Regions from separate parts of the Homo sapiens genome. Here region 2 is linked to region 1. The links are chromatin contacts, found by Hi-C or POLR2A ChIA-PET in ENCODE. All regions are on one chromosome and are shown on one strand. Each heading gives the region's core, a stretch centred on a gene start or an enhancer-like site at or near the end of the contact. The rest is flanking DNA. Distances are from core to core; before and after follow the strand shown.

The links. Hi-C counts contacts between places; a loop is a spot of excess contacts on that map. ChIA-PET counts read pairs that join two places held with the same protein, here RNA polymerase II (POLR2A). Pooled maps may share reads with other maps.
Region 2: a map of heart left ventricle shows a loop between it and region 1 (2.1-fold over the local background). The contact joins the promoter of ABHD4 here to the enhancer-like site in region 1. A Hi-C loop is called at or near these places in 3 of 168 maps with a recorded cell type or tissue (dorsolateral prefrontal cortex, endothelial cell of umbilical vein and heart left ventricle), 4 of 37 single-sample maps with no recorded cell type and 9 of 50 pooled maps. POLR2A ChIA-PET finds 5 or more read pairs at or near these places in 5 of 52 experiments (A549, CD8-positive, alpha-beta memory T cell, OCI-LY7 and 1 more).

The regions. Positions count from the first base shown.
Region 1 is chr14:22,710,089-22,714,950 of GRCh38, forward strand. The region is part of intron 2 of OXA1L-DT (OXA1L divergent transcript); the gene reads right to left. Among named protein-coding and RNA genes, the nearest start is that of OXA1L-DT, 54 kb to the right of the region's middle. Within about 2 kb of position 2,928, at least 3 of the 41 ENCODE cell types and tissues checked have a DNase peak (open chromatin) inside an H3K27ac peak, as active enhancers do; they include OCI-LY7 and endothelial cell of umbilical vein, where a contact is called at or near this core.
Region 2 is chr14:22,596,054-22,601,236 of GRCh38, forward strand. ABHD4 (abhydrolase domain containing 4, N-acyl phospholipase B) reads left to right here and starts at 2,247. Exons shown (of 7, transcript NM_022060.3): 1 at 2,247-2,276. The coding sequence starts at 2,254. RefSeq lists a silencer at 1,932-2,131 and an enhancer at 2,242-2,481.

The sequences.
Region 1 (4,862 bases), core at 1,678-4,177:
AACAATATCACAGGAGGGTGTACACCCCCTGCAGTATTGAGGTTAATATCATTTTCTTTCCACCTGGTTACTACGAACAATATGACAGAACGGTGTACACCCCCTGCGATATTGGGGGCGATATGCTCCCCCCCCCACCGGGTAATAGCAAAAATATCACAGGTGGGTGTACACCCCCTGCAAAATTGGGAATAATATCATCCTTTCCCCGCCTTGATATTACGAACAATATCCCGAGGGGGTGTACACCCCCTGCGATATTAAGAGTAAGAACATACTCTCACCCCTGGATATCATGAACAATATTACAAAGGGGTGTACACGCCCTGCAGTGTTAAAAGTAATATCATCCTCTTTCCCCCTGGATATTATGAACAATATCACGAGGGGTATACAATCTTTGCGACATTGGGAGTAATATCATTTTCTCCCCCAGTGCATATTACAAACAATATCACAGAAGGATGTACACCCTCTGTGATATTGGGAATACTTTTATGCTCCCCCCTGAAAAACTATAAACAACATCATAGGGGAGTGTATACTCCATGCGATATTGGAAGTAATGCCATCCTCTCCCCCTCTGAATATTATGAACAATATCACAGGAAGGTGTACACTCTGCAATATTGGGAGTAATACCACCCTCTCCTCCCCTGGATATTATCAACAATATCATAGGATGGGGTACACACCCTGTGATATTGGGAGTAATATCATCCTCTGCCACCCTGGATATGACGAACGTTATCACCGAGAATGTACACACAGGGTGTTTACGATATTGCGAGTAATATCAACTCCCCCCTAAATATTACAAACAATATCACAGGGGGGTGTACACCCCCAAAATCCACAGGGGAAGAGAATAATATTACTCCCAATATCGCAGGGGGAGTACAATCCCCCTGTGATATTGTACCTAATATCAAGGAAGAGAGAGGATGATATTACTTCCAGTGTCGCAGGGGGTGTATTGTTCCTAATATCCAAGAGGAGACAGGATAATATTATTCCCAATATCGCAAGAGGTGTGCATCCCCTCTGGGATATTGTTCCTAATATTCAGTGGGGGAGATGATATCACTCCCAATGTTGTAGACAGTGTACACCCCCTTTGTGATATTGTTCCTAATATCCTGGGAAAAAGAGAATGATGTTACTCCCAATATCGCAGAAAGTGTACACGCCCCCTGTGATATTATTCCTAATATTCGGGGGGGAGAGGATTATATTACTCCTAATATCGCAGGGGGTGTACGCCACCACTGTGATGCATTTCCTAATATCCAGGGAAGAAGAGAAGAATATTATTCCCAATGTTGCAGGGGGTGTATACCCACCCCATGATATTGTGCCTAATATCCAGAAGGAAACAAAATGATATTACTCCCAATATCGCAGGGGGTGTACACTTTTCCTGTGATATTCTTCCTAATATCACAAGGGTGAGAAAAGGAAAAGTCCCAATACTGCAGGGGGTGTACACCCCCACCGTGATATTGTTCCTAATATTCATGGGGGGAGAGGATGATATTACTTCCAATATCGCTAGGGGTGTACACCCCCACGTTATATTTCCCGAATATCCAAAGGGGGAGAGGATGATATTACTCCAAATATCGCAGAGGGTGTAGACCCCTTCTGTAACATTGTTGCTAATATCCAAAAAGGGAAGGGATGATATTACTCTCAATATCGCACAGGTCATACACCTCTTCTGTGATACTGTTCGTCATATCCACAGTTGAAAATAATGATATTATGCCCAATTTCACAGGGGGGGTACAACCCCCAGGTGACAATGTTTCTAATATCCAGGTGGAGTGAGGATGATATTACTTCCAATATCGCAGGGGGTGTATGCACCTTCTTTCGTATTGTTCCTAATATCCAAAGTGAGAGAGGATAATATTACACCCAATATCACCGGGGCTGTACACCTCACTTGTGATATTGTTCCCAATATTTAGAGAGAGAGAGAGAGAGGATATTATGCCCAATATTACAGGGGGGTGAACCACTGTTCCTAATATTCAGGGACGCAGAGGATGATATTATTCCCAATGTCGCAGGGGGTGTACACCCCTTCTGTGATATTGTTTCTAATATCCAGGGGAAGAGAGCATAATATTTCTCCCAATATTGCAGGGGGTGTACACCCACCTTGTGCTATTGTTTTTAATATCCAGGACAGAAGAGGATACTATTAGTACAAATATCAGAGGGGGTGTAAAACCAGGGGTAAAGAGAATGATATTACTCCCAACATTGCAGGGAATGTACATTCACCTTGTGATATGGTTTCTCATATCTAGAGAGGGAGAGGATAATATTACTCTCAATATCGAAGGGGGTGTACACCCCTCCTGTGATGTTAATATCCAGGTTAGGGGAGGATAATATTACTCCCAGTAATGCAAGGGGTGTACACCCCTCCTGTGATATTTTTCCTAATATCCAGGGTGGCAGAGGTTGATATTACTTTCAATATTGCAGGGATGTACACATCCCTTGTAGTATTGTTCCTAATATCCAGAAGAAAAAAGATGACATTACTCCCAATATTGCAGCAGTTGTACACCCCCTTTGTGATATTGTTCTTAAAATATAGCAGGGAGAAAATGATATTACTCTCAATATCGCGGAGAGTATACAACTCCCCGTGATATTGTTCCTAATATCCAGGTTCGGAAAGGATGATATTACTTTCAGTATCTCAAGAGGTGTACACCTTGCCTGTGATATTGTTCCTAATTTCCATGGGCGAAGAGGATAATATTACTCGCAATATTGCAGGGAGTGTACAGCCCTCCTGTGATATTGTTCTGAATATCCAGAAAGGAAGAAAATGATATTACTTCCAATAACGCACGGGATGTACACCCCCACCTGTGATATTGTTTCTAATATGCGGAAGTGGAGAGGATTATATTACTCCCAATATCGAGATGTTGTACAACCTTTCTGTGATATTGTTCCTAATATCCAGGGGGGTAAAGGATAATATTACTCCTAAGATCACAGTTGGTATACACCTCTCTGTAAGGCTGTTTCTAATATCCAGGGAAGGAGAGGATGATATTACTCTTTTTTTTTTTTTTTTTTTTTTTGAGGCGGAGTCACGCTCTGTCACCCAGGCTGGAGTGCAGCGGCGCGATCTCGGCTCACTGCAAGCTCCGCCTCCCGGGTTCACGCCATTCTCCCGCCTCAGCCTCCCGAGCAGCTGGAACTACAGGCGCCCTCTACCGCGCCCGGCTAATTTTTGTATTTTTTTTTTTTTTTTTTAGTAGAGACGGGGTTTCACCGTGTTAGGCAGGATAGTCTCGATCTCCTGACCTCGTGATCCGCCCGCCTCGGCCTCCCAAAGTGCTGGGATAACAAGCGTGAGCCACCGCGCCCAGCCGTGATATTACTCTTAACATCGCAGGGGGTGTACACTTCCCCTGTGATATTGTTTCTAAATCCAGAGGGGAAGTGGATGATATTACTCCTAATATCGCACGGCGTGTACACCTTTCCCACCATGATATTGTTCCTAATATCCAGGGCGGGAGAGGATGATATTACTCCCACTATCGCAGGGGTTGCATACCCCCTCTGTGATATTGTTTTTAATATCCAGGGGGCAGAAGATGATATTACTCCCAATATTGCAGAGGGCGTACAAAGCCCCGCCCCGTGATATTCTTCCTAATATCCAGGAGGGGAGAGGATGAAATTACTCTTTATATTGCAGGAGGCATACACATCCGTGTGATAATGTTTTTAGTATCAGTTGGGGAGAAGATGATATTACTTTCAAAATCGTGGGGGTGTACACCCCCCGTTGTGATATCGTTTATAATATCCAGGAGGGGAGAGGATGATATTACTCCCAATATCGCAGGGGGTGTGCACCCTCCCTGTGATTTTATTCCTAATATTCAGGTGGGAAGAGGATGATATTACTCCCAATATCGCAGGTGGGGAAAACACCCCGCCTGTGATATTGTTCTTAATATCCATTAAGGGAGCAGATGATATTACTCCCAAAATTGCAGTGAGTGTACACCCACCCTGTAATATTGTTCCTAATATCCCGGGAGGGAGAGTATGTTGTTACTACCAATTTCGAAGGGGGCGTACACCCCCTCTGTGATACTGTTTTTAATATCCAAGGGGAAAGAGGATTATATTACTCCCAATATCGCAGGGGGTGTGCACTCCTATGTGATATTGTTCCTAATATCTAGCGGGGGTAGGGGATAATATTACTCCAAATATCGCAGGGAATGTACACGTTCTCTGGGATATTGTTTTTAATATTTGAGGATGGAGGATGATATTACTTCCAATATTGCAGGGAGTGTACACCCACCCTCTCATGTTTTTCCTAATATCCAGGGGAAAAACTATTACTCTTAATATCACAGGAGGCGTACACACCCCAGCCCCCGATATTGTTCCTAATACCCGGGGGGGCGGGGAGAAGATAATATTACTCCCAATATCAGAGAAAGTGTACATTCCTTCTGTGACATCGTTTCTAATATCCATGGAAGAAGATTATATTACTTTCAAATTTGCAGATGGTGTACACCCCTCCCCCCCGTGATATAGTTCCTAATATCCAGGAGGAGAGAAGATGATATTACTCTCAATACCTCAATATCGCAGGGAATGTAAACACCCCTGTGATATTGTTCCTACTACCCAGGAGGAGGGGATAAAATTATATTACTCCCAATATCGCAGGCGCTGTACACCCCACTGTAATATTTTTCCTAATATCCAGAGCGAGAGAGGATATTATTACTCCCAGTATGGCGGAAGGCGTACACCTTCCCTGTGATACTGTTCCTAATATCCAGGGGGAAAGA
Region 2 (5,183 bases), core at 997-3,496, 110 kb before region 1:
CAGCTGAATCTGAATCTCAGAGGGTAGGTGCTAGAAATCTGAATTTTTTTTTCCAAGATGGAGTCTTGCTTTGTCCCCCAGGCTGGAGTGCAATGGCACGATCTCAACTCACTGCAACCTCCTCCTCCCGTGTTCAAGCAATTCTCCTGCCTCAGCCTCCTGAGTAGCTGGGATTACAGGCACGCGCCACCACACCTGGCTAATTTTTGTATTCTTAGTAGAGATGGGGTTTCACCATGTTGGCCAGGCTGGTCTCAAACTCTTGACCTCGTGATCCATCTGCCTCGGCCTCCCAAAGTGATGGGATTACAGGCGTGAGCCACCATGCCCAGCCCAGAAATCTGAATTTCTAATAAATCCACCAGATGATTCTATGCATACTGAAGTTTAGAACCACTGTGCTTTGTTGAAAGATTGAACGAAGCCAAGTTTGTTGGCTCACCCCTGTAATCCCAGCACTTTGAGACCCCAAGGCAGAAAGATAGCTTGAGCCAAGGAGTTTGAGACCAGCCTGGGCAAAATAACAAGACCCCATCTTTACAAAAACTAAAAAAAAAATTAGCTGGGCACATGTAGTCCTAGCTACTTAGAAGACTGAGGCAAGAGGACCCCTTGAGCCCAGGAGTTCAAGGCTGCAGTGAGCCATGATCATGACACTGCATTCCAGCTTAGGTGACAGTGAGAATCAGTCTCAAAAAAAAAAAGGTTGCATGAAAGAGACAAGTCCTCTGCTAGTTGAACTACTTTGTACCACATCTGGCAAATTCCTAAGCCCCTAAACTCTATAAATGCTGGTTCTCCTAAACGTTAAGTCTTTATAATGATCAGCTTAACACTGTGTTGCTACAAAGAAGAAATCTCAGAATCATCTGGGTCCTGCAGGAAGGCTAAAGAAAAATGCTTTGATAAACCCCTGTGCACCAGCATTCTCTCACCCATCCTCCACCACTCCCCAGTCTGGTTTTTTTTGTTTGTTTGCTTGTTTGTTTTTGGTTTTTGAGATGGAGTCTCACTCTGTCTCTCAGGCTGGAGTGCAGTGTCACAATTTTGGCTCACTGCAACCTCCGCCTCCTGGGTTCAAGCAATTCTCCCTGCCGCAGCCTCCCCAGTAGCTAGGATTACAGGTGCCTGCTACCACACCTGGCTAATTTTTTGTATTTTTAGTAAGAGATGGGGTTTCACCATGTTGGCCAGACTGGTCTCGAACTACTGACTGCAAGTGATCCACCCACTTTGGCCTCCCAAGGTGCAGGGATTACAGGCGTGAGCCACCGCGCCCCACCCCTAGTCTGGTTTTAACTAAGGGGATGATCTGAAATCTGACAGTTCCAGGGAGGTCAGGCCCTGTTTACCGGTACAAGCAAATTCAGCAGCCAGCCTCAAGATTTAGCTCCTCTGCTGAGCAAACTGAAGTGCACTCAGGACCTCTGGGCCAAGCCAGCCTTATCTCCCTGTCCCCGCATTTACATACCGAAAGGAGACCTAGCCTTATTGGTGAGTCCTTCAACTGTTATCCTCCAAACTGAGGGTGACCTGGAGTTGAGCTATATTTTCCCTGGAAAATAGGTTGGGGTCAGAGTCAACATCAGAGCAGAGATATGCCCATTTTGGCAGATGTCATATAGGTTTAGGTTTGCCAGAGAAAATACAGGATGCCTACTTATGTCCCAAATACTGCATGGCCCATACTTATTCTAAAAAAGTATTTGCTTTATTTAAATCTGGAATTTACATTTAACTAGGTGTCCTGTATTTTAGTTTCGAAATCTGGCATCCAGGCCCTTTGTAGGAGCATTCAACCAATGGCGTTGTCTCCACAAACATTTAAGCCTCTTACTAGAAGGAACATTAACAAGGGTCGATTTCAGGAGGACACAGTTACAATGGGAAGCCCAAAGAGTGGGTGCGAGCGTGCAGGCGTAGTTCTACCACTTTTTAGTTATGAGAGAAGGGAGGGCTGTCGGAGCTCCTGCAAGGACTCCCCCAAATGTGTGACCAGGATTACTGTCCCATTCTGAGACCGTCAGAGACATCTCTGCCGGGACACATGCCAGTGATTGAAAACACAGCAAGGGCCCCACTAGCTGAAACCAAGTTGCAGAGTTTTGAGGGTCCCACCGCCGACCGCCGGCCCGCCGCGAGCCCTGCCCCCTGCGCGGCCACGCCCCCTTGCTCCCCGCGGCCTCCCGGGTCAGCTGGTGCTGGCGTCAGGCGCTGGGCGGGCTCGCCAGGACCTGGCAAGGCTTGTTTACTATGGCCGATGATCTGGAGCAGCAGTGAGTTAATCCTGTCCCTTTCTCTCTTTCTCTCTCTCTCTCTGGGCCATGATCCTGGGACTGTCTGTGGCTGAGGAACAGTTGTAGACACCTTCCCGCTCTTCCTTTTCCAGGTCGGCCTCCGGGGAGGGCGGGGGGTGGGTGCGTTGCTTGCTTTGCATTTGCCCAGAAGAGGCAGCGGCTGAGCCTGGGGAGCCATGGGAGACGCGCTCGCCCGCAGCCCGGGGATCCTGGCTTTCTACCTTAGTCCTCGCGAGTGCCCCTCATTCTCCTCTGGCCTCTGGAGAGATTCCATGTTGATGTGTGAGATCCCCGAAAGCAAGCTTGTGGGACGCGGGTGCGGAGGTAGCAGCCAGGCGTGCTCGTCTCGACTTGCCCCCCAGAACGGCAGTCGTGGGGATGGAGAGAGCCTCCTCCCTCCGCCCGGCAAAGAGAAGATGTGGAGAGACTGGAGAGGTCTCCATCGCGCTGAAATTGGTGTGGAACAACGGGCTTGCAAGTTTCTTTAGCTGTCGCCCACCGAGACACGTAGCCGCATGTGATCCTAGTTGATAATGCTTTTAATAATCGTAACAACATCTTTAATGCAATGGTTTCAGATTTAGAGCTATTGGGATTTGCTACCACTCTTTCAAGGGCATCAGGTTTGGGATACCACCTGTAGGTGGTGTGACTAGCAGTTCGCAATCTGATAGGAGTAAGAAAAAGTTGCTACGAGAAGAATGACTCAGCTCCCAGCCGAGCCTTGGTTTCACCAGAACTGGGCCTTTCCTGGACCCAGTAATCCTGTTTTTCAGACCTGTAGAACTGGAAGTCCGGGGAACTAATTAACTTTATGACCATAATTAATAGCTTGCTGGGCTTGAAAGAAATGTCCAGGGGAATGTTTTACTTTCTAAGATGACTTTTCCAAGAGGAAATTTGCAATGCTTTAAAGGACTTAGGGAGGCAGAATATTAGAGCTGGAGGACATGCAGGTAGTTCAGCTCCTTTTTAAAAATGAAGAAGCTGGTGTCCATAGAAATTAGGAGACTTGCCCAAGATCACAGAGGTCTAGAACAGGATTCTCTCCCAGCACAGAACCCCTTGTGCTTCACCCCCATCAAGTTGACAGAGACCGTCCTAGCCAGGTTAAGTTCATGGCTGAATGTCTTTTCTGCTCCTTGCCTCAATTTCCCACTCCAGCCCTTACCTCCCGCATAGTTTTGAGCACATACAGTGTGCCAGGCACCATTTCCAGTGTTTACTTGTAACATTTTTGGTGAAGAAGGAAAGCAAAGTAATTCTCCCACCAAGGACTCTCTGCTGAGCAGTCTATGATGCTGTTCCTTGGGTAGCGTTTCTCCTGAACTCTGCTTTGTACAGTAACAGGACAATGTGGGATCCAGGTGTTATGATCTGACTTGTCACAGTCTGTGATTTAGAGAGAAAATTTGTCTCTTAAGGCTGACAAAATCCTGTGGTCTTGGTCCCCGTGCTTCAAGCCTACAAGGAATTCCAGTAGAATATTAAAAGGATTCTGAGTCTCCCTAGGATTAGATCGATTGATATTGACAACTCTCATCTGGCTAAAACCATTGATGTATCACTCCCAGCTGCAACCCCAGTTTTTCTTTCAAACTTCAAACATCCACTGAGAGTTGCTACTTGCAAAACACTGGGAATGTAGACAACTTATGATTTAGCTGGGGGGAAAGAAAGTTGATTGGGAGTTTGTGCTAGGCAATATTCTATGTGCTTTAGATGCATTAACACTTTTAATCTTTATAGCAACCCTATGAGGTAGATATTATTACCTCCCTTTTAAAGATGAGGAAGCTCTGACACAGAAAAGCTAAATAATGTGCCCACAGTCACATTGCTGGTAAGTGACAGTGCTAAAATTGGAACTCTGGCCTTCAGAGTTTAGATCACACCTCCCTTGAGAAAACAGACATAAATGTAAAAATGTGGTTATGTTCTGTGAATATTTGTACATGACCTTGAAAAGCTGAGGCTGGAAGGTTCAGGGAGAGAAACCTGGATTTGAGATAAGGGGCTCTAGTTCTGGTTCTTTTTTTCTAACTTGTATGACCTCTTTGGGCATCAGTTTGCTCATCTGTAAAATACAGAGGCTAGACTAGTTGATTCCTAAGGAAACATCCTAATTTAAAATTCTGTGCTTCAAATGATGTATCAGGATGCCCAGTGTGGGCCAAGGGGATTTGGTCATGGTTCCCCTCACTCCCCCTTAGAGTGCCCTACCTTGAATATGCCAGTGTTCACAGGCCCTTCCTATAGCTGTAGATATCTGTCCTGTAACTCAGGCAGAGTTCAAGAAAAGAGAAATATCATATGGGGTTAACAAGGAATAATACAAACTGTCATTCATTGAGCATCTCATTTGTACTGGGCATCTTACAAGTGTCCTTACATATACAGATGCTCAAAGACAGGTTATTTAATGGGCCAAAACCATTCTGCTCATCAATGATAACACTATGATTCACGTCCAGCAGGGGGGTGTGTGTGTGTGTGTGTGTGTGTGTGTGTGTGTGTGTGTGTGTGTAATTCCAAAGCTGGTGCTTTTAACCTCTACCTTGCAATGACTTAAGGTCCCTGGGTATGAAGGAGAAAACGGGATGAGTTATCTGTGTTACCGCATGTCATTAGAGGTGAGGACATAGGTGAGCTTTCTACTCATTTTACAATCTAGAAAACAAGACCAGAGGGAACCTGTGTCCTGTCAGTGAACCATAACAGAACTTGAATCCAGGTCTCTCACCTCCTCCTCCCTGCCTACCCCATCTCCATGGGTTGGACTGATTGATTACCTGAGAGATCAGTTGGGCACAACACAGTATTCCACACTTCTAGGGGCTTGGAAGAGGGCATACATAAACACCAACCAGTGCCCTGCCAGTAGGG